Linked DNA regions of Homo sapiens: region 1 is linked to region 2. A link is a loop called in an ENCODE intact Hi-C map of the cell type or tissue named here. Cell type or tissue: breast epithelium. All regions are shown on one strand. Links, peaks and the distances in the headings refer to the core of each region. The heading gives the core; the rest is flanking DNA.

Evidence for each region. Peaks named below come from ENCODE experiments on the same cell type or tissue, not always from the same donor. Only the 100,000 strongest peaks of a DNase experiment are listed, where the experiment ranks them.
Region 1: a loop joins it to region 2, with 21 times the contacts of the local background. A loop is called at or near these places in 8 of 110 quality-filtered maps.

Annotation. Positions count from the first base shown.
Region 1 is chr6:3,188,772-3,203,083 of GRCh38, reverse strand. It overlaps LINC02525 (long intergenic non-protein coding RNA 2525), which reads left to right and starts at 7,317. Exons shown (of 3, transcript NR_038296.1): 1 at 7,317-7,418; 2 at 11,854-12,257. RefSeq lists enhancers at 6,476-7,029, 7,584-8,137, 8,138-8,693 and silencers at 8,195-8,489, 9,755-10,049. In breast epithelium, for the core only: no CTCF peak of the experiment used is centred there; no DNase peak of the experiment used is centred there.
Region 2 is chr6:3,265,881-3,280,288 of GRCh38, reverse strand. PSMG4 (proteasome assembly chaperone 4) reads right to left here. Exons shown (of 3, transcript NM_001128591.2): 3 at 12,240-12,698. The coding sequence ends at 12,577. SLC22A23 (solute carrier family 22 member 23) reads left to right here. Exons shown (of 10, transcript NM_015482.2): 10 at 6,877-11,316. The coding sequence ends at 7,234. Among named protein-coding and RNA genes, the nearest start is that of PSMG4, 14 kb to the right of the region's middle. RefSeq lists enhancers at 609-668, 13,505-14,004, 14,005-14,408. In breast epithelium, for the core only: no CTCF peak of the experiment used is centred there; a DNase peak (open chromatin) is centred at 9,825; H3K27ac peaks cover 372 bases.

The sequences.
Region 1 (14,312 bases), core at 2,128-10,127, 74 kb after region 2:
GTTTCCCTTCTTCAGAGATTACAGTCATTATGTTTCTATTTTCCGAAGACCAAAACCAGTTGTTTCATGTATTTTGTCCAGTTCTCTAGTCATTTATAGTCGATCTGGTTTCTCCTTCTCCTCCTTTTTTGAGACAGGGTCTTGCTCTGTCACCCAGGCTGGAGTGCAGTGGTGCAATCACAGTTCACTGCAGTCTCAACCTCCCAGGCTCAAGCAATTCTCCCACATCAGACTCCCAAGTAGCTGGAACTATAGGCATGCATTAGCATGCCTAATTTTTGTATTTTTTGTAGAGACAGGGTTTCAGTATGTTGCCCAGGCTGAGCTCAACCAATCCATGCACCTCAGCCTCTCAAAGTACCAGGATTACAGGTGTGAGCCGCACCCAGCCTGTATCAGTTACTCCTATACACCCTTCTTAATAAGGCCTTTTTTGGGGTTATTGTAAAAATAAATAGCACACTGGTTCTGGAAAAGGTTTTCCTTGCTTTTGAAAAATCAGTGGGGCCAGGCGCAGTGGCTCACGCCTGTAATCCAACACTTTGGGAGGCTGAGGTGGGTGGATCACCTAGGTCAGGAGTTTAAGACCAGCCTAACCAACATGGTGAAACCCCATCTCTACTAATACAAAAATTAGCAGGCATGGTGGTGCGTGCCTGTAATCCCAGTTACTCGGGAGGCCCAGGCAGGAGAATCGCTTGAACCCAGGAGGCGGAGGTTGCAGTGAGCCGAGATCACACCATTGCACTCCAGCCTGAGCAACAAGAGCAAAACTCCATCTCGAAAAGAACAAAAAAGACCCAGCACTTTGGGAGGCCGAGGCGGGCGGATCACGAGGTCAGGAGATCGAGACCATCCTGGCTAACACGGTGAAACCCCGTCTCTATTAAAAATACAAAAAATTAGCCGGGCGTGGTGGCGGGCGCCCGTAGTCCCAGCTACTCGGGAGGCTGAGGCAGGAGAATGGCGTGAACCTGGGAGGCGGAGCTTGCAGTGAGCAGAGATCGCGCCACTGCACTCCAGCCTGGGCGACAGACCCAGACTCCGTCTCAAAAAAAAAAAAAAAGAAAGAAAGAAAAATCACTTTTTTGGACAAATAGGACAAAAAGAAATAGTGCCTTTTCTGCCTTTGGAAACTTACGATGCCAGGAACTGTTGCTGCAGTTTTTTCTCTCTGTCATTTCTGTGTGTCCATTTGGTACCATGTGGGGTAGGGGGGGTGCTGCTGTCTAAGAGAGCAAGTCCATATGCTGAGAATGGCAGAGTAAACAGATACAAAACAACTGGGTCCGGGGGAGCATCAGTGAGATGGTGTGGTAACCAGCCCTGAAGCTGCATGAAGTCTACACCAGCGATTCTCAAACTGTTTGGTCTCAGGACCCCTTTACACTCTTAAAATTACTGAGGACCCCAAGAAGCTTTTGTTTATATGGGTTATATCTATCAGTATTTATTATGTTATTAATTGAAACCAAGAGAAATTTTAAATATATATTTATTAATCCATTAAAAATAAACCAATTTAATAATAAATATATTTTTGTGAAAAAATTGTATCTTTCTAAAACAAGAAATAACTTAGCGACAAGTGGCATTGTTTGACATTTTTGCAAATCTCATTAATGTCTGGCTTAATACAACACAGCTGGATTCTCATGTCTGCTCTTGTTTATTTTTATTTTTTCCTTTGTCAAGATGGGGACAAGGCTGGTTTCAAACTCCTGGCTTCAAACGCCCACTTCAGCCTTCCAAAGCACTGGAATCACAGATCTGAGCCACAGGGCCCAGCCTCATGTCTGTTCTTGTATTCGATCTGTTTTGGTATGTTGGTTTGGTTGAAGTATATTAAAAAAAAAAAATCTAATTTCACCCAGATATGTCGTAGCAAAATGAGCAGTATTTTTATGTCTTTCCAGGTCATTGTAGATATTCTTTGTTGATACTACACTAAGAATGTAACAAGTGGTAGCTCCTTAAAGGTCATTTGCAATGTGGAGTCTGAAATTATCTCCAAAAATGATTTATACACTATGGCAGAGATCAGCAATTTTTTTTCTGGAAAGGGCCAGATAGTAAATATTTTCCACTTTGTGGGCCATACAGTCTCTATCACAACTGCTGGACTCTGCTGGTGTGGCACAAAAGCAGCCACAGACAATGCATGAACAAATGAGTGTAGCTGTGTGCCAATAAAACTTTATTCACAACACATTTGGTAATAAAGTTTTTTGTAAATAAACACTGACTTCTGCTCTGTTACATTAAAGTTCATCTGCAACTTGCACATGGAATGGATGATTTTGACCATGTAGTGCCTTGAAAGGGTTTCAGGGACTTCCAGGCATCACTAGACCATGTTTTGACAACTACCACCATAATGTTTTTGTTGTATGAGATCACAAGTCCCTTATTATTAAAGTCACTTTCAGTTGGGTTTTCTGTTACTTACAGCCAAACACATCATAGCTGATAAACTAGGAGTACCTTCACAAGCCAGAAATCTGCATACTGGTTTCTATCTTGGATCCTGGGAAATGGTAAACCCAACCACATTGACACCCACCAATTTGATGTGCCAGCGGTAGAGTAGAAATAGCAAGACACATGTTTAGGCTCAAAGGTACCAGGGCAGCCTCATGGAGCCTCACTGGGTTCCAGGACATTGTGGGAGAGATTTGAAGAGTTTTCCCTATTTTCACTTGGAAGAGCACAGAGGTAGCTGAGAGAAGGCCAGGAGAACCAAAGATACCTCATTATCTAGACAATGGGAGAAAGCAGGGTATGTCAGCATGGAATTTATTATGGAAGACTCTAGGGGAATGTGGGCATCTCATCAGGGGCCAGCACGGATTGATGGCAGTGAAGAAGGAATGCAACCTCCCTCCCCTGCCATTACTCTGGCATCACACACACCTTCCCTAACTTCACGTCAACCTCAGATAGACAGAGAAGTTGACTAAGGGTCTCCTGGATTGATAAAGATTAACCAACATTGACTAAGTTGAAGTTGTTGCTGCCAAACAGAAGAAGCCTCTTGAGTTAGAAATTAAGGTCAATTTTAGGAAAGCTTTAAAATTTTTTATACACCTGTATTTATGTACTAAACATTCATATTGTCCAACAATAGATGTCATCAAATTAAAAAATTTTGCCAACTTGATGAAAAATGATATCTTATCCTTTAATTTATATTTCTTAATTATCAGTGAGGATGAGCATCATTTATATTATCGAGGGCATTTATTTTTAAATCCACCATAGTGATTTTGAACCCAGTGTGATTAATTTTTGTAGTTTAGGATATAGTACTATTGAATCTGCAGACCCACCTATGTGTGCAGACACGGTGCTGCCACTTCCACCTGCAAAGTGAGTAGTTTACAGATTGGCAAGCACTGAATAGGCCACCCAGGAGACATATTCCTTAATTCCAGTTGACCTTCTTCCCTTCCTGTATGGTAACACAGTCTATCAGGGAAGTTACACTCCGTTTTCATATGCGCATCGGCCTGCCCAAGCCTCCTGCTCACGTGGTTGGCTGGTTCCTGGAAACAAAGCCAAGGCACTAGGTGCAGTGGCATCCTAGTGTCACTTCCAGCATTTCTCTTCTACTTCCCAAGGTGAGATAAAATCAACACATACTTCTTTGAATCTAGACACCATGTGAACAGAAGCAATAATTCTTAATGTTGTGCTATTTCTTTTATTTATTAAGACAGCCTCAGTTTGCTGGCCAGCAGAGGTAATACCCACTTATAAATTCCTTTCATTAAAAACCAAAATGGACACAGGGTAAAGAAAGCTACATCAAACCCCACCACTCTAACACAACTGTTAGTTTCATTTTTTATATCAACACCTAGTCCTCACTCAACTACATAGATATTTTACATACTTACAATGCTGTATCATTAACTAAGGATCTCCCCCCGAGCATTGAACATCAGTCTGCTATATTTAGTCTACAAACATTATAATTTATAAAAATAACAATATTTTGGTACCAGTACCATGCTGTTTTGGTTACTGTAGCCTTGTAGTATAGTTTGAAGTCAGGTAGCATGATACCTCCAGCTTTGTTCTTTTGGCTTAGGACTGACTTGGCGATGCGGGCTCTTTTTTTGGTGTTGGAACAGAACAGAGCCCTCAGAAATAATGCCGCATATCTACAACTATCTGATCTTTGACAAACCTGAGAAAAATAAGCAATGGGGAAAGGATTCCCTATTTAATAAATGGTGCTGGGAAAACTGGCTAGCCATATGTAGAAAGCTGAAACTGGATCCCTTCCTTACACCTTCTACAAAAATTAATTCAAGATGGATTAAAGAATTAAACGTTAGACCTAAAACCATAAAAACCCTAGAAGAAAACCTAGGTATTACCATTCAGGACATACGCATGGGCAAGGACTTCATGTCTAAAACACCAAAAGCAATGGCAACAAAAGCCGAAATTGACAAATGGGATCTAATTAAACTAAAGAGCTTCTGCACAGCAAAAGGAACTACCATCAGAGTGAACAGGCAACCTACAAAATGGGAGAAAATTTTCGCAACCTACTCATCTGACAAAGCACTAATATCCAGAATCTACAATGAACTCAAACAAATTTACAAGAAAGAAACAAACAACCCCATCAAAAAGTGGGCGAAGGACATGAACGGACACTTCTCAAAAGAAGACATTTATGCAGCCAAAAAACACATGAAAACATGCTCACCATCACTGGTCATCAGAGAAATGCAAATCAAAACCACTATGAGATACCATCTCACACCAGTTAGAATGGCAATCATTAAAAAGTCAGGAAACAACAGGTGCTGGAGAGGATGTGGAGAAATAGGAACACTTTTACACTGTTGGTGGGACTGTAAACTAGTCCAACCATTGTGGAAGTCAGTGTGGCGACTCCTCAGAGATCTAGAACTAGAAATACCATTTGACCCAGCCATCCCATTGATGGGTATATACCCAAAGGACTATAAATCATGCTGCTATAAAGACACATGCACATGTATGTTTATTGCGGCACTATTCACAATAGCAAAGACTTGGAACCAACCCAAATGTCCAACAACGATAGACTGGATTAAGAAAATGTGGCACATATACACCATGGAATACTATGCAGCCATAAAAAATGATGAGTTCATGTCCTTTGTAGGGACATGGATGAAATTGGAAATCATCGTTCTCAGTAAACTATCGCAAGGACAAAAAACCAAACACCACATGTTCTCTCATAGGTGGGAATTGAACAATGAGAACACATGGACACAGGAAGGGGAACATCACACTCTGGGGACTGTTGTGGGGTCGGGGGAGGGGGGAGGGATAGCATTAGGAGATATACCTAATGCTAAAAAAAATATATATATATATAGTGGATTTGTGTAATCCTTGGTCCTTGGCTACTGTGGAATTCAACCATCATCACGTTTCTATTTTCTTTTCTTTTTTTTTTGAGATGGAGTTTCACTCTTGTTGCCCAGGCTGGGGTGCAGGGGCATAATCTCGGCTCACCGCAACCTCCACCTCCTGGGTTCAAGCGATACTCCTACCTCAGCCTCCCGAGTAGCCAGGATTATAGGTGTGTGCCACCACGCCCAGCTAATTTTGTATTTTTAGTAGAGACGGGGTTTCTCCCTGTTGGTCAGGCTGGTCTCAAACTCCCGACCTCAGGTGATCTGCCTGCCTCAGCCTCCCAAAGTGCTGGGATTACAGGCCTAAGCTATCACACCCAGCCCACATTTCTATTTTCTAATTTATTTATACTTTCATTTATTCAACAAATATTTATGGGGCTAGGCACCAGGGGTGCAAATATAAATAAAGACACTGTTCCTGCCCTTATGGGTCTTACAGTCTAGGATGAGAAATAGACATCATCATCTAATTTTTATGCCTTTATTTATTTGAGTTATGTATTCATAATATATTTTCACGAGCATCAAAATACAGAATACCTATTTTTTTCATGCTAATTATGAGCAAGTAGCCACATATGTGTTTTGGTTGGTTGCATTACTTTCTCAAGGCTACAAAAGCAGGACCATGCAGGATCTAGAAGACTTGCTGTCCATTTTTGCGGTATAATCTCTAGATGGCACATGCTCCCACTTCTGGCCACAGGATGGGTTGTCAGATAAAACATTCTTTCGAATGAGAAAAACAATTAAGCATTGAAAATGTGAGAACAAGAAAACATAAGATAAAAATAGAATTCGCCAGCCTGTTTTATGAAATATCTGTTTAACTCGTTGAATTTAAAGGTAGCAGTTTACCATATTCCATCCTGTCTGGACTGTACTACATTTAGGATGAGAAGTCAGCAAAGTAGTAGTAACTAGCTGTATCACTTATTCTAGTTTTGAACTCTAGGCCATTTGTGAAGAAAACCGGAAAACTGCTTCATGTTTCAAGCCTAGAATCAATCATTAACCCGTTTGGAAAAACTTCAAAAATTTATTTTTAAAAAGCCTTATAACCTACAAGTTGAAAGAATAGCACAGCCAGTCTCTGCATACCCTTCCTCTGCCTTCAGTAGTTTTTAACATTTTGCCCATTTTGCCACGTTTGTGTGTAAGCTTTTTTTTTTTTTTTGCTGAATTATTTGAAAGTAGATTGCAGACATCACGACGCTTCACCCTAAATGTTTCAGCACGCACCTCCTGGGGACAAAGGCATTCTCTGATGTAACCACAGTGGCAGCACCACACCCGAAAAATGTATCACTGGTATTCAATAGGGCCACCTCATATCCAGCCACTAGCTGTGGCACCCTGGGATTATGTCAGCCCTGCCCTGCTGCTTGGGCACTGAGCCCTGTCCCTGCCCTGTCCCTGCCCCATCCAGAACTAATAGTGTGACTTGGTGCACCATCATGTCCAGAGACGGAGCCTGCTGCCTTCACCCACCAGCTCAAACCGCTAGATCCAGTGTCTTCCCGATGAATATCTGTGTCTGCCCTTCCCCATCCCTGGGGGCCAGCACCACAGCTAGTGTAGTCGGCTGCCTCTTGATGGCGACCTACGCCACGCTGCAGCTGACCATGGATATTTGAAAGGGGCAAGTGAAGATGTTAATCATTGAGATGGCTTGGATTTGTGTCCCTGCCCGAATCTCCTGTTGAATTGTAATCCTCAGTGTTGGACGAGGGGCCCTGTGGGAGGTGACTGGATCATGGGGGCAGATGGTGACTGGATCATGGGGGCAGATGTCCCCCTTGCTGTTCTTGTGTTGGCGAGTGAGTTCTCGCGAGATCTGGTTGTTTGAAAGTGTGTAGCACCTCCCCCTTGGCTCTCTTCCTCTTTTTCCTGTCATGTGAAACATGCCTGTTTCCCCTTTGCTTTCTGCCATGATTATAAGTTTCCTGAGGCCTTCCCAGCCATGCTTCCCGTACAGCCTTCGGAACTGTGAGTCAATTAAACCTCCTTTCTTCATAAATTACCCAGTCTCAGGTAGTTATTTACAGCAATCCCAGAACAGACTAATACAACCATACATAATATGACTGGCCACTGACATTTCCAACCTGTTCTTTGCACAGAATATTGCCGAGAAAAATGGCTTTCAGCAACACCCACGAGCTTGAATGTCATTAATATTTATTTCGGAAGAGAGCAGCTCATAAAAGCAAAGTGCCTTTGAGCTTCTCAGTAAAGTATAGAGGCAATGCTTCGGTTGGATGGAGATCAAATTGTTAAAGGCGGTAAGGGAGTGGGCTGCCGTGACCCTCATTTCCCTCGCTCACTTAGTCCTTCAACCTAGACCTGTCTCTTGCAACAGGGAAAGGAGAGCAAGTTCTTTACGTCTCTGTGGCCCCCTGCAGAGACCATCACAGGACGGAGCACAATAAGCAAAGAAGCCACACCAAGATGAATAGACCTTGTGACCCAGAGTCATGCCGGCCCTGGGCCTTGTCCTGGCCAGTCCCAGGGCCGGGGACCGGCAAGGACTCTGCAGAGCCCTTTGCCTATCAGGGGAGTGGGTGGGTTGCTCAGATCCTGGCGTTTCTCGAGGGGCACAGGCTCATGTGAACAAGGAGGAGTACTCACTCCTTGCTGCGAGAACAAAAAGCCTGGGAGAAAAGGAAAAGGCAGGGGAGTGAATAAAAATAGAAACAGGCTCAGTGCTCTGACAGGCAAGATCCTCAATGAATCGGGCCCTTCAGTGAGTGGAAATATCTCATTTGAACTAGAATCCCACGGATAAGCTTTGGGGCTGTTTTCGCCACATTAACGCCCTGACAAAGGCCTGCACTATTGTTGATGCAGGAAATGAGAGGCGCTGGCTGGATTCCCCCTTCCTCCCTATTTATGCAGACGGTCCTGGAGGCTGTGTGGTGGTTACCTAGGAAACAGCTTGGATGTGAAACTTCAGAAACTGTGCTGTCAGGCAGCAGGGGATGCGATTGCTGATTTTTTGCTGGCATTGTGTGATGCCAGGCCATTTTATTAACCCCTCTGAACCAGCTTCCTCACATGTAAGCAGGAGATAATATCTACCTCTTTGTGTGTGTGTGTGTGTGTGTGTGTGTGTGTGTGTAGCACCATAGCTGGTTGTAGAACCCAGAAGACGTTCAATGTAGATGTTTTCCCCTTCTCTTCTACCCATCTCACAAGCTTGCTGCACTTAACAGGCACCACTGAATAAATAGGATATAGATATGATATAGAAACAGCTTTGGCAATGAACGAGAAGTTTATTGAATTACATTTAAAGCGTAATAAGGAAGTTCCTTATATGGTGCTAGATGATCCATCTTTTGTAAATTGAAAAGTCATTTAAGATACAAATACTTCTAATTCGTCACTTTGGTAAGCTTAAAAATTTTTAAATGTAGGCCGGGCGCCGTGGCTCACGCCCGTAATCCCAGCACTTTGGGAGGCCGAGGTGGGTGGATCACGAGGTCAGGAGATCGAGACCATCCTAGCTAACACAGTGAAACACCGTCTCTAAAAATACAAAAAAAAAAAATAAAAAATTAGCCAGGCTGGTGGCGGGTGCCTGTAGTCCCAGCTACTCATGAGGCTGAGGCAGGAGAATGGCGTGAACCCGGAAGGCGGAACTTGCAGTGAGCTGAGATTGCGCCACTGCACTCCAGCCTGGGCCACAGAATGAGACTCCATCTCAAAAAAAAAAAAAAAAGTTAAATGTAATAGTCTGGATGTTCTTTGAATAAGCACAGCCACACAGTAAGTGTTGAGGGGCCTCATAACAAGCACCCCTTTTGGAGATGAGACCCAAAAGAGAGAGGGTGTGGGAGTCACATCTAGCAATAGCGAAATGCCTGCATAATCGCCGATGAAATCCATGTTACCGAGTTGGGCAGCAACAATAGGCCTTTCAGTGTCGCCCTCCTACCCCCGAACTGGAGAGACTTCACACGCCCCCCGCAGACAGTGCTGGGTGACTGTGGCCACTGCCGGCCTCAGCACTGAGCTCCCGGATCCGGCTTTTGCTGCACGGCACGGGAGCCCCAAGCACACGCTGTCTGCAGGCCGACCGCGGTGAGGTTCAGCAGTATAACTAGAGGTTGTTGACCAAGTGAGCATTAAAGATTTCAAAGAAGTCAAAACTAGAAGCTTCCAGTTTAACAAAGCAGATGTTACATGGACCACAGACTCCCCCTTCATATTCTCCCAGCTGCTGGGAGTTGGGGCCGCTGCTGGCCCTCAGAGAGCCCCTCTCTTAGAGTCGTCTTCAGCTAAAGTGAGCAGCCCACCCACAGTCACAGCCCCTCCTCAGGGACGGCTTAGGGCAAGTGCTGGGCCCTGGGGGATAGTACAAAGGTTTAGTTCCCTTGCCTCAGTTTGGGGCACCTCTGAGGGTCGTCTGAGCTCCAGAGACACTTGGGACAGACCGGGACAGTCCCTAGGAATGCACCACCTGACTCCTGGCATCCCCAGTCCTCCATTCGTCATTCTCTGACATGCTTCACATGCAAATCTCCTTCTGAGTCTGTTTCCCCAGGAACCAACCTGAAACAATTCATTTCAAAGTAACTACATCATGTGTTCAGATTATAAGAAGGTGATGGACTTCATCACATAGAACTGTATCTGGAAACCCATGTTCTTTGGTCATTTTTCTTGATACATGATCATGTTTCTCATTTTAAAAATTATTCTCGGCCGGTTGTGGTGGCTCACGCCTGTCATCCCAGCACTTTGGGATGCCAAGGTAGGCAGATCACCTGAGGTCAGGAGTTTGAGACCAGCCTGGCCAGCATGATGAAACCCTGTCTCTACTAAAAATACAAAAAAAATTAGCCAGGCATGGTGGCGGGCGCCTGTCATCCCAGCTACTCGGGAGGCTGAGGCTCAGGAGAATTGCTTGAACCCTGGAGGCAGAGGTTGTAGTAAGCCAAGATCGCGCCATTGCACTCCAGCCTGGGCGACAAGAGCCAAAACTCTGTCTAAAAAAAAAAAAAAAAAAAAAAGAGAAAAATTATTCTCTGCAGAATTCCTATCTATCCGATGTTGGACCTCCAGCCCAGTCCTCATTTTCTTTTTTTTTTTTTTTTGAAACAGAGTCTTGCTCTGTCGCCCAGGCTAGACTGCAGTGCCATGATCTCAGCTCACTGCAACCTCTGCCTCCGAGGTTCAAGTGATTCTCGTGCCTCAGCCTCCCGAGTGGCTGGGATTACAGGCGTGCACCACCATGCCCGGCTAAGTTTTTGTATTTTTAGTAGAGACGGGGATTCACCATACTGGTCAGGCTGGTCTCGAACTCCTGACCTCAGGTGATCTACCCTCCTTGACCTCCCAAAGTGCTGGCATTATAGGCGTGAGCCACCGCGCCCGGCCAGTCCTCATTTTCTTATCAGTTCTTTCCTGTTTGCCATCTCCTTCTCTTCTTACTGCACTTTCTAGGAGACTCACTTGACCTATTTTCCAAGGTCTCCATGTGTTCGTTTGTGTTTTTATATAGTTCTCAAGAACTTTTCTTTATTCTCCAAATTGTATTTTTTACATCTTCCTATTCTTATTTCATGGATTCTCTATCATCTCTTCTCTGAGGAAATTCATGAGGTTTTCAAAGATGTTTTCTTCCCTCTACATAATTTCCTCTATGCTTCTGTTTTTACCCCTGTTTGCTTGTTAGGATATATATATATACCCCCCCCAAAAAAAATATATATATATACCCAAAATATATATATACCCAAAATATATATATACCCAAAAAATACATATACCCAAAATATATATATACCCAAAATATGTATATACCCAAAATTTATATATATACCATATATATATACATACCATATATATATACATACCATATATATATACATACCATATATATACCATATATATATACATACCATATATATATACCATATATATATACATACCATATATATATACCATATATATATACATACCATATATATATACCATATATATATACATACCATATATATATATATACACCATATATATATATATTTATTTTATTTTATTTTATTTTATTTTTTTTTTTGAGATGGAATCTCTCTGTTGCCCAGGCTGGAGTGCAATGGCACGGTCTTGGCTTACTGTAACCACCACCCCTCCCAGTTTCAAGCAATTCTCCTGCCTCAGCCTCCTGAGTAGCAGGGACTACAGGCGCATGCCACCACACCCGACTTATTTTTGTATTTTTAGTAGAGATAGGGTTTCACCCTGTTGGCCAGACTGGTCTGCCCTATGATGTCAGGCTCTGTTCATTCTGTTTCTGGAGAATTCTGACTGATGCCTACACCTTTGAAAGGTGACTCTGCCACTCTGTCAGTCAAGAGCTGGAGCCTGTTTCTCTATCTCTTCAACCTAGGTTTGACCACATGATTTGCTTTGGCAGATGGAACGTTAGCAGCTGGGGACCTTTCTGCCACCACAAAAGCCTAGATTATCCTGATGGACGATGGAAGACACATGGCTGTTGTTCCAGCTGACATCAAGCCAACCACTGGACAAGATAGGAAAGCTCTCCTAGAACACGAAGGCCCGAATGAACTGGCCCAGAGCAGAGAAACTGCTCAGCCAAACTGCCAAGCTGTGATTAACAAAGGCTTCATCTTAATCCACCAGATTTTGGGGTGGTTTGTTACACAGCGAATGCTAACTGATACAGTCATTATCATTAGGTCTTTCTTGAGCTGATCATACTTCCCAGCATAGAATACGCCAATGTCCTGCTCCTTATTCCTGGCTGCCAGCATTGTAAGAGCTGAGTGGAAGGCTGGGGTTTTCAGCACTCAATATGTAAGTATTCCCTTCATTTTCTAAGCAAGTTAGGGCAATTTATGAAGCTTTAGAGGGCACACGGGGTCCACATAGAAGACTGCCCTCATTTCTGACATCAAGTACAAGTTTGGAGGGTTCCCAAAACCACCCTCAGCTTCAACAATTTGCTAGAAGGACTCACAGAACTCACTGAACGCTGTTGTACTCACAGTTATGGTTTATTACAGGGAATAGAATACAGCTTAAAATCAGCCAAGGGAGGAGACACATGAGGTGGAGACTAAGAGGGGCCCAAATGCAAAGGTTCAGGTTGTCCTTTCCCGGTGGGGTCCTACACACTGTTAACTCCGCCCTCACCAGCATTGATGTGTGACAGCATGCCCAGAGCATCACCAACCAGGAAAGCCCACCTGAGCCTTTGGGGTCCAGAGTTTTTATCCGGGCTTGACCACACACCGCCCCCATGGCTGGCCTTTACTGCCCAGCCCCTCCTGGAGGCAGGGCTGATACCTTTCATCTCCAGTCCCTGGGAGATTGGAACTGATAGCATGTGGCACAAAGCATATGTCATGAATCACATTGTTAGGCTGTCTGGTGGCTAACCCCCCCCAAAGCAAAGACACTCCAGTTAGTCAGGACATTCCAGGGGCCTAGAGATCGCCTCCTAGGAGCCAATGGCAAAGGCTGGACCTCTCTTTGGGCAAAATCAATTTTTCACTACATAAACTACCCTCTGGCATTTGGCCAAGGCTTTCTTATACAGCAAAACAATCGTCTTTGTTTAGGCATCTATAGTTAGTGTAGTGTTTATTAGACAGATAGAGCAATAGTGGGCAACTCATCTGTCCTATAAAGCCATTACATACATTTTCATATTTTTATACTGTTAATAATTTGATTACTCTTTTCCTCCCTTGATCTGCTGTTATTTGTACCTTCTGATAAATTTATACTGAGCTATTTAGCATAGAAATTAGGTAATAGTCAGCTAAACCCAGTTCTTCCTCAGGCCAGTCATTTTATTACAACCTGAAGAGAAGTTTTAACTCAATCTCTCAATATATTTGATCATCAATATCAGCATTATTCTAAGACTTGTTTATATAAGGTAGTTGACTCTTATTGGTAATGAGGCCAGTATTAAATCACATCACAGTATGGTAACCTGAAAAATAAATGCCAAAAGATATCATCACATTACCAGAGTCCTACTTAGTCATTATCAATTACTCCAGTTTCATCATATCGTATGACCAAAATGTCCATCAATCATCAATCGAATGACCATCAGTCATTATATCATATGACCAAAATGTCTCCTGAGTGCTAACACTCAGGTTTGCAGACTTTCATTCGACATGGTCAGGTTGCGAAAGCACATGCAGTCTCAGCAATCCATAGCTCTACCTTTTCAGGCATCAGGTATATTACTGTGGTAAGAGACAGTAACAGCCAGGAGCGGTGACTCACACCTATAATTCCAGCGCTTTGGGAGGCCAGTGGGCGGATCACTGGAGGTCAGGAGTTCGAGACCAGTCTGGCCAACATGATGAAACCCCGTCTCTACTAATAATACAAAAATTAGCCAGGCATGGTGGTGCATGCCTGTAATCCCAGCTACTTGGGAGGCCGAGGCAGGAGAATCGCTTGAATCCAGGAGGCAGAGGTTACAGTGACCCAAGATCACACCACTGCACTGCAGCCTGGGCAACAAGAGTGAAACTCTGTCTAAAAAAAACAAAACAAACAAAAAAAGAGACAATATCATCTCTCGCTCGGAGTCTTTCTTGAAGCGCCAAAGTAAATGTCAGATCTCCCTCATGGCATAAACCATTTATCCATCCCTTTGCTCTTAGCTGCCTTTCCCCTTCTCTCTATTTATCATTTCATTTTTTCCAGCGTTTCCATCTTTGGAAAGGACATTAGGTTTGGCCACTGCGCCGGTATAGACTGCCAGAAGCAAGCATGGCGAAGCAAGGACTCCTCCCCGAGTCCTTTCCCACTTATATAGGATAGGGGCACACAGGCACAGAACTAGTGAGCTCTCCCAACAACCAGGTAACACAGCTGCAT
Region 2 (14,408 bases), core at 4,901-12,900:
GGCCTTGGGTGGGTCCCTCGGCCGGCTTTAGTGTCCTTGTCTTAAAACAAAACTGACTACAGGCACCTTGTTAGGCGGGGGTGGAGAATGGAGGCCATGTGCAAAGGGCCTGGGCTCAGCACAGGACAGTTCATATTCTTCTTCTTCGCTGGGCATCTTCAGCAGTTGTATTTATTTCTATAAAAAATGGTACAAATATTTGCTTATCCTCAACTTCACAGAAATTTAGTCAAGTCACATTAAGTAATATAAAAGAGGAGCTAGAACAGGAGCCTCGCCTCGGGTGTTTCAATGTGAGATGGTAACGTTCACATGGCTAACAGCAATTTGATTCTGGAATCCTTAATTCAATGAAGTTTGCCATTTCTAGTAAGAAGTCGGCCTGCATATCAGTTTTCCTACCTTATTGAGATCCTATTGCTAGTAAAATAAAGATATCCCGTGGGTATTACAATTTTGTGCTCCTAAAGCCCAAGGAGGCAGTGTGCGCCCTCGGTTCTCTGTCCGTAAATCAAGCAGCTCTGACTTCTAAACACGGGCGTATGCTGCCCTCTAGTGACAACCCAGAGAAAAGCAGAAAAGGCACTGGCAGAGCCCACATTTCAGGGGCAGGAAAGGAACCCAACACCTTAAAACCAAGGATGTAACAATCTCTTTCTCTGAGATTTCAAGAGAGAAAAAAAAACAAAGCCAAAAATGGCATACCAACTTCTGCCAAAATTTTTCCTAATCGTACTGAATGATGTCAAGGATTTTTTTTTTTTTTTTTTTTTTTTTTTGAGACGGAGCCTTGCTCTGTTGCCAGGCTGGAGTGCAGTCGCGTGATCTCGGCTCACTGCAACCTCCAACTCCCTGGTTCAAGTGATTCTCCTGCCTCAGCCTCCCAAGCAGCTGGGATTACGTGCACGCGCCACCACACCCAACTAATTTTTGTATTTTTAGTAGAGACGGGGTTTCACCATGTTGGCCACAGTGGTCTCGATCTCCTGACCTCGTGATCTGCCCATCTCGGCCTCCCAAATTGCTGGGATTACAGGCACATGAGCCACCATGCCCGGCCATATCAAGGAATCTTTGATAGAAAACCAGAGAATTGCTCCCACAGAAAAAAATAAAAAGATATATTCCATATTATATATGCATGTGTACATTTGTTGCATATTATGTATATACATATACATAGACATTTTTCTAATGATCTGCAAATTAAATATATTTCATTTTATTTGGCACAGTTAACAAGATAGATCAGTATGATGTGGTTCACCAGGCACAATGCAAGGCTTTTGTTCCATGCAGTTTGCCCTTTAACAGTGGCCCTCTGCCCACCCCTCCTGGGGGTCTGTACTCTGCCCTCCTGTATGTGACTCCCGTGTGAGTAAGGGGAGTCCTCTCACTGCTTGTCAGTGCCGTCCACATTTAGTGCCGGGAAGGTCAGGCAGAAACCTGGGAGGTTTCCGAGAAAATGCTGTCCCCATTAAAATCATGTCCATTATCCCTAGCATCTGATATGCCCTGTGGCTTCCTGAAAGAGCCAGGTCTACCAGAAAGACTTAATTGGCTATTTTAGGTGTTCAGTCTTCATCTTACAGAAGGATTTGGTCTTATTGCTCATTTCCGTGGTTGTCTCTATTTAACCTGTCCCATTCACCTGGGTGAGCTGACCTTCCTATCCAGGAAGCCCGTGTGATCCGCAAGCATCCGGTATTTATTAAGCACAAACAGCACGTGCCTGTTGATGTCCTAGAAAATAATTCTTGCCCTTGAAGGGCTCAGAGACTAGTAAGGTGACAGGCACATGAACAAATAGTGACAGAAAGATGCAGAGTGTCTTTGAACGGTGGTCTGGGACCCTCAGCCTGGGAGGAGTTTGAGTATCTGGGAGACATCCCCCAAATTCTTGCTCTTCCTCATCCATATCGTCTTCAGGCCCAGAAGCACAGTGGTGTGGCTATTCCTGCAACTCTTTCAGCCTCTCCCTGGGAAGGGCTTTCTAATATGAAGTGCTGATGCCTGTCACAGCCTGCATGAGAGGTGGCTGTCAGTCTCCCTCCGTGGCTAAGGCAGGGGAATCTGTCACTCACCGAGTATCTTGGTTTTCTATTGCTGCATAACCAATCGCTCCAAAACAGGGGCCTGAAGTAGCATGCATCTACTATCTTATGGTTTCCATGGCTCCAGAGTCTGGGCACGGCCTGGCTGGGTCCTCTGCTCCAGGTCTCTCAGAGGCTACCATCAGTGGGTAGGGCCCACCACTAAACCAAGTCAGGCACTGGTAGGCTGTTTCCTCACGGGCTGTGGGGCTGGCAGCCTCAGCTCCTTGCTGGCCGTTGGCCATAGGGACCACAGTCACAAGGCAGCTCGCTTCGTCAAAGCTAGCAAGAGTCTGCTAGAATCTGCCTTTTGGAACCTTGTTGTGGAAGGAACATCTCACTATCCTGGCCGTAAATTTGATTGCTAAAAAGTACGTTATTTGTACCTTGTACCTTGAGGGCCAGCGCACACTCAAGGCACAAGGGTGGGAATTACTGGGGCCAGTCTAGAAATCCGACTATAGCACTGAGTAGATGCCCAGGTGCCAGCCAGGTCTCAGTGGCTGGGCAGGTGCTGGGGACAGCACACGGAGTGGAGCCTGGTCCTGCCCTGGAAACATCTGGTGTCTATTAGAGACACACAGACACGCAATGCGAATGTGTCTTCGGGCTACACAAGTGTCCTGAGGATGCAGGGGAAGTGCCCAAGAGAGCCTGCTCAGTCTGGACTCAGAAGGGTGGCTGGGACGGGATTCCCAGGATGTGGCCTGGAGCCCGCACATAGTGGCTCTAGAGGCGATGCGTGTTTGGCAAGTGCACTGCGGCGGGAGGAGGTGAGGCTGGATTCCTAGGGCTCGGGGAGCAGGAGCAGAGGTTCCTGGAAGGGTGAGGGTGGGCGGGTGTGAAGCAGCTTGAGGAGGCAGTGTTTGCAGAGCTTGGTGCCTCACCGAGAGGAAGGCCAGGGTGGAGGAGAAGGGTCCCAGTGGCACAGCCCCCTCTGCCAACTTTTAGGACTCCATGTCATGCCTGGAGGCTTTAGGCCCATGGGAGAGGCTCATCCTGTTCGCCTCCCAGTTCTTGAACCTCTCCAGCTCTGGTTCCTCCTACACCCAGCTGCCCCCTAGACCCTGAAAGACTTGGGTGGCCCCTTCCCGGCACTCAATGGATGCCACCTGGAACCAATCAAGCCACGGATCTTCCTGTCCCCATGCTAGTCACATTCGTGCTTTAACCTCCACTGCACTTGGACATTGGAGCTTTTCTCATCCCTGTTTTATAGATGCAGACCGAGGCTTCGGGAAGTGAAGCTGGTGGGCGGGGGCCAGGATTCTAGCCCAGGCTCATGGGCTCCAGAACTCCTGCTCCCAGCCACGGCACTCGCACCTTTGTGGCAGCAAAAGTCTGTTCTGTAGCTCACTTTGGGCTGGCTCTTTTTATGTGGGTTTACTCAAGGCTTGGAGGCTAATGGCTGATGCCCCAGTCTTGACAATCATCTAATGGAATAAACATTAACGAAGACCCTGTACCAGAAGGCATCTCCTTCCTCGAGAAATGCACAGACGGCGCCCTACCCAGGTAGCCTGTGGGAGCTCGGCTGAGCCAGCATAGGCCAACCTCACAGAGCGAGCACCAGACAGAGCTGAGGGACCCCGGTGCCATGAGTATTGGGACTGAAAGGCAGAGGACAGGAGGAAGAGGTGGGGCCCCCAGGACCTGTGCATCACCTTGCAGGCAGGAGGGAGCCATTGGAGGACTCTGAGCAGCCAGGTGATATGATTAGCTCTGTGTTCTAGGAAAATCGGTTTGGCAATGGTGAGGAAACAAAGTCTAGGGGGTGCAGAAGATGCGCCAGGGAGGAGCGCAGACCCAGGCGGCCTGGAGTGGAGGCCCTGAGGACTTGGTCATGGGCTGGACAGGAAGGAGCTGGGAAAGGGAAGAATCCAGCGAGTCTTTGTCCCCTAGGGCTGCAAGCCTGGCAAGGCTGCCCTTGTGCCCCCAAGCCCTGTGCCCATGGTGGATGCAGATGGGTGGACTGCAACCAACAGAGAGGCAGTCATTTCTACATTAGAGGGAGAAAAGGCAGAGCAAAGTGTCTTCTCTTATTTTGTTACAGGACAAAAGCCCCCAACACACACACACACACACAATCACCATTCTTCCATTGCATTCTGAGAAAAAGGCTCCAAATCTGTGAATCTTCCTGGGGTTATTAGCATAGACCTGTGTATATCTGGTTTATGAGGGCCACCTGGGAACCCTGGGACTCCCATCCTCCCTGCCCAGGTCACCTTTGCCCAAGCCTCTTTGGGCATGAGCCACTGTGTCTGGCCTGCCCATCTTTTTACTGGATTATCTGTCTTCTTTTTGAGTTATAAGAGTGGCGTGGTGGCTCACGCCTGTAATCCCAACACTTTGGGAGGCCAAGGCGGGTGGATCACGAGGTTAGGAGATCAAGACCACCCTGGCTAACACAGCGAAACCCCGACTCTACTAAAAATACAAAAAATTAGCTGGGCATGGTGGCACGCGCCTATAGTCCCAGCTACTCAGGAGGCTGAGGCAGGAGAATGACATGAACCTGGGAGGCAGAGCTTGCAGTGAGCCGAGATCATGCCACTACACTCCAGCCTGTGCGACAGTGAGACTCTCAAAAAAAAGTTCTTTATATATTCTAGTTACAAGTCCTTTATCTGATATATGCTTCACGAATATTTTCTCCCAGTCTATGGTCTTTTTTTCTTAAACATGTATCTTTTGAAGGGTAGGAGTTTTTAATCCTAATGAAGTCCAATTGATCAGCTTTTTCTTTTATGGATCCTACTTTTGATGTTATGTGTAAGAAATCTTTGCCTAACCCAACGTCATAAAGCTTTTCTCTTGTTTTCTTCTAGAAGCGTTATAGTTTGAGCTAAGTTAAGCACTTAGATTTTATTATCCATTTTGAGTTCATTTTTTTACATGATGTGAAGGGTCCAACATCATTCTTTTGCACATGAATATCCTGTTGTCCCAGCACCACCTGTTGAAAAAACTATCCCTTCCCCCTCACTGGATTTGCCTCCATCTACAGTCAGTTGACCATAAATGTGAAGGTTAGTTTCTGAACTCCCAGTTCTGTTCCATTGATCTATTGATATATACACCAACACCACACTGCCTTAAGCCGTATGGCTTTATAGTTTTGAAACTGGGAAGGCAAGCCTTCTTTGTTCTTTTCCAAAATTGTTTTTGACTACTCTGAGTCTTTTGCATTTCCATATAAATTTTAGAATTGGCTGTTTTCTGAAAAAAAAAAAAAGTCACCTGGAATTTTGATAGGGATTATGTGGAATGTATAGATCAATTTGGGAAAAATTACCATCTTTATAATATTTAGTCTTCTAATTCATGAACATGGAATGTCACTCCATTTATTTTTATCTTTTAATTTTCAGCAATGTTTTATCTTTTTCAGCATACAAGTCTTGCATTCCTTTGTTATTTATTTCTAAACATTTTATTCATTGGATGTTATTGTGAATGGCATTTTCATTTTTGGGTGTTGCTAGCACGTAGACATATAATTGACTTTTGTATGTTGATCTTTTATCTTGTGACCTTGTAGGACAGTCTTTTGGTGAGTTAGGAGCTACCTATAGTGCCAACCAAGAGAACCACAGACTAGTCAAGAGCTGGAGTTATCTACCTGCCTCCTACCTGTTGCAGGGACCTCCCTTTCAGCCCACTCAGCCTCAGCAGTTCAAAGGATACAGCCCTCTTCACTTCAAGGGGGTGCCTAACGAGCAGCCCATTAGAAAGCTTCCCCAAACCAAAGGACCAGTCTACCTGCTGCTGTGGAGCGAGGCACACAACTCCACTCCCTCTTCCTTGAGACAAGGCCACCTCTGCCTACCTCCTTCAATGAGGCCCCAGAACTGGGGACCAGGCAGCCCTCTCTAGCCTGGCCTGACACCTGAGCGCCACGGTCCCACTGCAGCCTGGTACAGCACTGCTTTCTCAGGGGCCACAGAACACCTTTGTCCCAGTAATGTGTTTTTAGGTCAAAGTGGAGAGGTTTGAGGGATAGGGGTTCTGTAAGTTTTGCGTATCTACTAATCCCTGGGACTCTTGGCTGCTCCCGTACAAGGCAGGGAGTGGAAATCAATGGCTTGCCTTCTGGACTTTGGTTATCCTGAGCTCAGAGCTGCAGTGAGTTCCTCTCTGTCAGTGCACAGCTTCATTTGGGGGACCCTTCAGGCACAATCCTCAGAGATGGGACCGTTTCCAATGGTGGTATGTGAGCAATTTCAGGAGACACGTGGGCCATCAACTCACAGTGAGGAAACTACTCTTTTAAAGTATCTTGCAGTCTCTCCAGTTATGACAAAGAGAAAGTCTCTGTTCGTGTTGGTATGTCCTTAGTACCCTCTTTAACCCTTGGTAATCCCCCAGGCCTTCAGGAAATGGCATAATTTCAATCCCTTTTGTTTTTCCTTGTATACTACTTATGGCAAGTAATATCAGCTTCCCATTTACAGTAGTATTATATAAGGCTGCCTTTCAAAATAAAGTTCTCATGGTCCCCAGCCCTGAAAAAACAATAAAAATAGGAAACATTAAAGAAAAAGATAAATTAAGTAAAAGCTTTTGATTTGATGAGGAAAAACAGTCACTGCCGTAGAGTGGCCTTGTACAGACACAGCCAGGGTGCTGGTGACATGGGACGTGTGAGGTCGGGGTATACTGGGCAGTGCCCAGGGCAGCAGGGCCCCTGCAGAGGTGGCTTCCTGGTCCACCCCGAGCTTTCCCGGGATCCAGCCCGCTAGCCCACAGCAGCAATCCCTGTGCTTCCCTCCCCCTGCAGGTGTGGCGGGCTGGGGCTGGTGCTGGCCAGCGCGGGCTTCGGCATGCTGACGGCACCCATCATCGAGCTGCACAACCAGAAAGGCTACTTCCTGCACCACATCATCTTTGCCTGCTGCACGCTCATCTGCATCATCTGCATCCTCCTGCTGCCCGAGAGCAGGGACCAGAACCTGCCTGAGAACATTTCTAACGGGGAGCACTACACGCGCCAGCCGCTGCTGCCGCACAAGAAGGGGGAGCAGCCACTGCTGCTCACCAACGCCGAGCTCAAGGACTACTCGGGCCTCCACGATGCCGCAGCCGCGGGTGACACACTGCCCGAGGGTGCCACGGCCAACGGCATGAAGGCCATGTAGCCCGGCCTGCGGAACCCGGGGCTCCAGGGTCTGGGGCAGCTTGGGCACAGGTTTACAGACCAGGGACCGAACACGCAGCCAGGGGTGGGAAAGCTGCCTCAGCCAAGCTGAGCCTCTCAACTGGTGTGGGGAAATCCTGTCTTTCCAAAAGTCCAAGGAGCGCGGGTCGGAGGAGACAAACTCTTTGGAAATAACCCTTTCAAGACTTTCTTTTCTGCCGTTAAATGTGTGTATTTATTTTGGTCATTTTTACGAGAAGCACTTTATTCCCTCTCCCTCTCACTGATCACAAATGGAATCACCTCCCTGGGCAGCGAGACGCAGTTGCTCTGGGAAGATGCCACAGTGACCAGGGCCATGGCCGGTCCCTCTGGGGAGATGGGACACGGCTCCTGGCAGCACCCAGGAGCCCCCCAGGCTGCCTGCCTGCGTGCAGAGGCAGGAGAGGACCGTGGAGCGTTTCCGGGACTGCATTTTAGACGGAGTGAAATGTACATGAATTTGGCTTTTGCTAGAGTCTGTGTATGGTTTTTTAAGGTCCTTTTTCCCTTTCTGTTTGTAAGGTAAGAGCTTCTGTTCGTGTGCAGGGAAAGCAGCTCACAGACGCCGTTAAAACCAGCTTCATCTTTCCTTCAGGATCATCCTTTTGTACTTGATGCTGGAAGCTCTTGGAGAAAAAGCTTAAACATTTCACCAGAAATCTTAATTGAGCAGCAGTCATATCGCCACAGCTTTGTGAGTACACAGCTAACAGATGCGTCGAGACCTGAGATGTGCTCGTTTTTATTCCTCCTCTCCCAGATTGGCTCCAGCAGAAAAGTCCCTCGTGCACAGGCAGCTCTTGTGCCGGCACTACTTGAAAACATGGCTACTTTCTAAGCTACAAACCATTAGAAAATAACTCAAAAAGATGGCAGAGGCAAATCCACAGAAGGGGGGCTGCCCTCCACACACACACGCCCGTCACCCACACCTTGAGCACACACCATGAAGATCACCAGCTTGGATGGCCGTCACCTCAGACATCACTCCAGGGAGCACCCGCAGGAGCTGGGCCCCCTCACGCCTGCCTTCCTGGGCCAGCTTCCTGCTTGCAGTCACTCGCATAGCACAGAGGTGGGGCTTCGGGCAGGGAGCGGAGATTCCTCATAGGTGAGTCCAAATGACCTCCAGCCTCTCGAAGGCATCAAGACAAATTGAAAGAAAGCAATAACTCACCAAAGCTCAACGCTGCCCCTGCCTCGACCTCCATGGGTCTCTTCGTGTTCCTCGTTTCACCCCAGAAAGTGGAGGTTTCCTCTTGGCATTTTCGGAGGAAACTTGTAGGACACCCAAGGCGACTAAGAGACAGCCTCCTTGGCAAGGGCAGGCACCACTTTGTAGCAACTTGGGCACCAGCTTTTCTGGACAGCCTGGCTTCTTACTGGCATTGTCCAACTCATCCCTTCTCGAAGCATGTCTTTGCCATGGGCTGTGTCCTTCCAGGGAAATTGTGGTCTCGGGCCTGGGTGAGACAATGAAGTGACTTCCAACCGACAGTTGCTAGAATTCACAGGGCAGAAAAGGGGTTGACCTTCTCCCCTTCTGGCTTTCCACCCGGCCTGCTGCTTGCTGTCGCCACTCATGTCTCCTCCACATGCGGTCCACACATCAGTAAGGGCCTGGAGATGTGTAAAGACACAGCAAGGGGCAAGCAGACTCTTGGCCACGTGTTTCCAGTGGCTGGACCACGCCGACACCTGGGATCTTGAGATACCCAGGAAGGGAGGCTGTCTGGCCAGCCTCTCCCTGCCTCCACTTGCTCCACGTCCAGCTCCTCACCTTCCCTCTTTTTTAAAGTCACATTTCCATGTTTCAACATTAGTTTGCATTCACCTTTACAAAGGCCTTTCTTTAGATCTGTGCAGCCTTTGCGTGCCAAACTTGTGAAATTCCTTTTACCTTTTTTGGAGTACTTGCTATAAAGCCACCTGTCAACAAACCCCCATTATGTACAGAATAGGACCTATCCAGTAGCCAGGCCAGTAGGCAGTTGGGGAAGGTGGGAAGGATCCAGCGAGGCCCCTGAGCCTGCACCTGGACAGGTGTACGTCTGCACCCATCACCCTCAGCACCAGGCCACCCTGCAGTCCACTTACTGTACTGTGTTGTGGAAGGATATGCTAAGTGATGAAAGTTGCGAGCAGTCTCACTGGTCGTGTAAACTTTTTTTTTTTTTTGGAAATTGAAGCTGTAGAGTGCTGCCCGAAATCTCTAGGAAGTTGGTGGCAAGGGACAGCACTCACACTCTTCTGGTCATGATCTCTGATCTCCACCTCAAATGACAATAAAAAACTGGTCCAACGAAGACACTGCTCAGCACTTCAGCCATCAGGACTAATCCATCGATGACTGGAAAAGAGGCTAGCTTTGAGGAAAACAGCCTGGGCTCTTGGGAGCAGAGTCCAGTGGGTGTGAGGCTGACTTGCCGACGGTCGGCAGGTAATGGCTCTCAGCCGGCGAGGCGGTCCCACAGCTCTCCTCCCAGGGCAGCCTGAGGAGGAGGAGGCCGGGTGCCTGTTTGGTGGCAGCTTCAGCCTAGGGATACCTGAAGCTGTTGAGCAACACCTTTATGAAATGTTGCCAGAGCAGCAACACTTCCCTGTGGGCACAGCCCCGGGAAATCCGGTACCAAGTGAGCAAGGTGGCAGGACCCACCCAAGCCTGATACGCATCTGGGCCCGCCGGGCTCAGCAGGGGAGGCTGCTACGGCTGCCCACTTCCCAGCACCGTCTGTCACGCTTGAACCCCTCTGTGCTGTTCCCTTCCTGGCTAATAGGGAGACCCTTCGCAGGCACCCACTGTTTCAACTTGACCCTCCCACCCCCTGCTACTCTCCTCCACACACCCCTCCGTTCCGCTAGCCTACCCTGTCAGCCTTTCAATAAAAGTTATGCACAAATGTGAACACCTGAGATGGAGCTGAACATTTCTTCACTTTGTTCTTTTTCTGAAGTCAAACTCTTATCAAATGCCCTAAAATTATTACCACCCAAGAGAAACAGGAAAAAGGTTACATGTTTTTGTTTACTGAGAGTAAGATCACCTGCATCTGGAAGACGGGCTGGTAAATTGGTTTGGCTACAGAACAGAAAGAAAACAAAAACAAACCTCGTAAGGGAAGTATCACACTCAGACACCACCGCTTCCTAGAGCCAAATGAGCAATCCCAAACTGCAAGTGCCATAAGTGGGCCTGTGAGGTCACACCGCCCGGCCCGAGGTATCGCATGTGCGGGGGAGGTCCACACTACAGCTGTCCTCTCGTCTAGAAGGCACCACCTCGCTTTCATGTCCCGTGTGTTTTGGAAAAGCAGTATGGTGTGTCATGTCTAGCGGCGAACACTTCCCTCCCTGTCCTTGAGGTTGTAATATAAAAACTGTGTTTCTGTACGTGTGGGTGGGAATTCTCTGACGGTGCTCGTTCATAGCACAAGCTTACGCTGAGTTCTGAACTGTCGTTCACAGCTGCGTGTCTGCATGGTGTCGCATCTGTTGTACCTTTGGGGAAAATTTGTATGTAAATGTACAGAAATAAAAACGTTGCCCCATTAACAGATTTCCTCTGGAATGTCTTCCCTACCTCACCTGATGGTATCCACCGAAGGGCATTTCACTACCATTAATGGTGAGTAATAAAATCCTCCGTGTTCATTCAGACCTCACTGCGTCACTACTTTGAACGCCTCTGTAAGCTGTGTCTTCACTCGCCCCGAGGTGGGTGGAGGGAGGCCTCTCACTCTGCTTCGAGTCCTGGTCTTAAAGGTAGTCAGAGGCAGAGGCTGGATTAAACACACACTGTTTACCAAGTGCCACTCTCAGACCACCTGAGAGACGGGGGCCATCAGTAAAATTAAGAGGAATTTTTTTCCCTTGTTCGTGTATGTTCTGCTGATCCGTGGCCTGAAGGTTCCTAGAGACGTCAAGAAATGAATATCTTACACTGTGATTCTGTGAGGAAAGACTGGTAACCCAAAACTCTCTTCTCTAATGTATTTTTTAACGAAAATGACAATATTTCTTTAATAAAGTATTTATACCAAACTCTTCTCTCCATAGCCCTGATTTTGTGTCACTCGCTATTATATTTCTAGAGAGGTGTCCACTCAGCTTTGCAAGCTGCGACGAGGCTGGCCGGGGCCTCGAGGTTAGCACGGGAAGTCTGCAAAGGAGGGAAGCACCCGGAACTACAGACTCACTCCTCCGACGTGCCTTTCCATCCTGGCCAGGGTCACTACCTTCACTTGCCTGCTGCTGGCTCAGTGCAAGACTTTTGCCTCTGGATGAACAAAAAGGGTTCAGACGGACCCCAAAGATTAGAAAGTTCTTTGCCAGTGGTCCTCAACCTTGCCTGCACGGAGGCACCAGGGGAGCTTTCAATCCTGCCAAAGCCTGGGCCCCAGACCATCTGAACCTCTGGAGAAGGCCCAAGACTGGAACCCACTCCAAGTGGTGGGATTAAAGATTAAACGCTAAAGAGTACAAATGACCAAAGCAGGTACCTGAGGTACTCTGGATTTGGGATAGAAGAGAGGGGAGAAGGGAAGACGATGAAATAACAGGAAGAGAAAGAAGGACCTGAAGCCTCTGAATCCATAAAAAGGAAGGAAATCAAACTATAATTGACATCTAAGTGCCACGGCACTTATAGTTTGCAAAGCATTTCTACCTACGTGCTTAATCCTAAAAAGAACCCACCAAGGTGGGGATTACTCCAACTTTATAGATGAGGAGACAAAGCCTAGAGAAGTCAGACTTCACAAGACCGCAAATGCAGTAATGGGGCAGTGTAGGGAGGTGCTCAAATGTAGGCCCAAGAGAGAACACAGCAAAAAAGGAGTGCCCAGAGGAGGGGTTTAGGGAGAACACAGCAAGAAGAGACGTGCCCTGGGGTTTCACTGCAATGAGGAGATAAATGCATCAATTCACAAGGCAGAATTCTGAGGAATGCACACACAAATCTAAAGCATATTTATACATCACTTTAATTCTAATTGAGGATGCACGTCACAGTCATGTCTGATTGAAACTCTTAGATTACAGTCTTCAATCCCAACAAAAATCCCATTTCATCCCTCTATCACTCACAGCCAAATGAGGAAGTATATACTGCCCACTTTGCCTCTCCTTCACCAGGTGGGTCAGTATGAGCCTTTTGGCCCACACACTGCTGAGAAGGAAGCTCAAAAGATTAACCCCTTAAAAACAAAACGGGAGCGCGGCCTGATGACAAACTGAAATTCAATCCATTTATTTACACGTACATTGTACATAAGTTTACAAATTCTCACTTCTGCCACTCAGCTAGAACTTTTCGGGGAAAGCCTCCATCTCTTCCTTGATCCTGTTTTCTACAAGTAATGCGAAGTTACTGTCTGTGTTCTGAAGGTTATAGCTGACAAACACCTGTTTGTTGGTCTTCCTGGCTAAAAAGAGAAAACACATTGATACAGCCACTCCTGAAATACTGCAGGCCCCGTGTTCCTCACAGCCACGTGCAGCTGGGAAATGCTCAGAAAGAGGATGGGGTTGTAGGGAGAAAAGAAAGCTCTAATCTCCATGCCTCTCTTCAGACAGGTGCTGCAAATGCAGACGAGTCACTCAGGCCTCTCCCAGTCTCTCCACCAGACCCAGGGTTCTGAAGGGCAGGCCCCACCTCAGCAGCCTCCCTGGAACTTGTTCGAGAGGCAGCTGCTGGGCCCCACCCAGCCCTCCTGACCCAGAAAGCCAGGATTTGGGGCCAGCTGTCTGCTGGAACAGATCCTGCAGGTGCCCCGCACTGCTTAAGAACCTCTGCCCTACACAGAGGGGTTTCTGGTGTTTTGATTTAAAAAAAAAAAAAAAAATTTAAACACAAAAAATGGCCGGGAGCGGTGGCTCACGCCCATAATCCCAGCACTTTGGGAGGCCGAGACGGGTGGATCATAAGGTCAGGAGATCGAGACCATCCTGGCTAACACGTTGAAACCCCGTCTCTACTAAAAATACAAAAAATTAGCCGGGCATGGTGGCGGGCGCCTGTAGTCCCAGCTACTCGGGAGGCTGAGGCAGGAGAATGGCGTGAACCCGGGAGGCGGAGCTTGCAGTGAGCCAAGATCGCGCCACTGCACTCCAGCCTGGGCAATAGAGCAAGACTCCGTCTCAAAAAAAAATAAGTATTTAAAATAAAATATTAAAGTTCTCCTTCAGCACCACCCCACCCCAACCAGTTCCACTTCCCTCCCTCCTACGTTTCCATGCATTTGCATATATGTGTATACACACAAATATATTTGTGTGTGTGTGCACAGATAGGCATATGGACACACACGTAATTTTCTACTGAATGTAAGTTTTAGTCCCCTTCTACAGAATCAATAGAAAATGGCTGAGGTGCACATTGGGCCAACTGCAAAAATCAAGCAGAGTCATACACCTGGAATCTGAAAGCCAATATCCTGAAAATACGTGGGCAAAAAGGCTAAAGCAGTTGGATGTTGCCTGCCCCACTGCGCGGCCTCCTCCTTTAGCCTCACCCATACGCAGGGCCAGTGCAGAACTACTCACCCCTGGAGAGGCACTGACCCACCCCCACCTCAACATATGGCAAGCATGTACTTAGCCTCATCACCAAAAGGCAAAAGGGTGGTGCGGTGAGGCTGAGGGCACCAGGCCACCTGCACCATTACTAAAGGCCGATTTAGAACACACGTCATGGGATCTCATCTGGGCAGCAGTTCTGTCCTTTCAGTTGCTGCCATCTGAGCTATGGTCCCACCAAGAACCCTGAGAGGCAGTGTGGCTCAGGGGCGCAGGTGCAGGCGCAGGCCCAGGCCCCACCGTGGCCTGGAAACCTCTCCCAGCTTTGTTTGGAAATTGAGGAGAGGGAGAGCCCAGGACCCCAAAAGCCTGTTTTTCCGCTGTACAAGGCTGCGTGATTTTTAGGGCTGGAAAGGTCTTGGGTATTAACTCACTGACTGTCCTTACAAAGCAGCCAACACACCTATGAAAAAGCAAGGCGGCGGCAAGCACAGCCTCTGCCTGAGGACAGCTGCTGAATTGTATGACATGTGTTTACGTCTCGGTAAAGCTGTTTTTTTATTAAAAAAAAAAAAAAAGGAATGTGTCCGGACAAAGGCAGCTGTTCGGTTATTCCA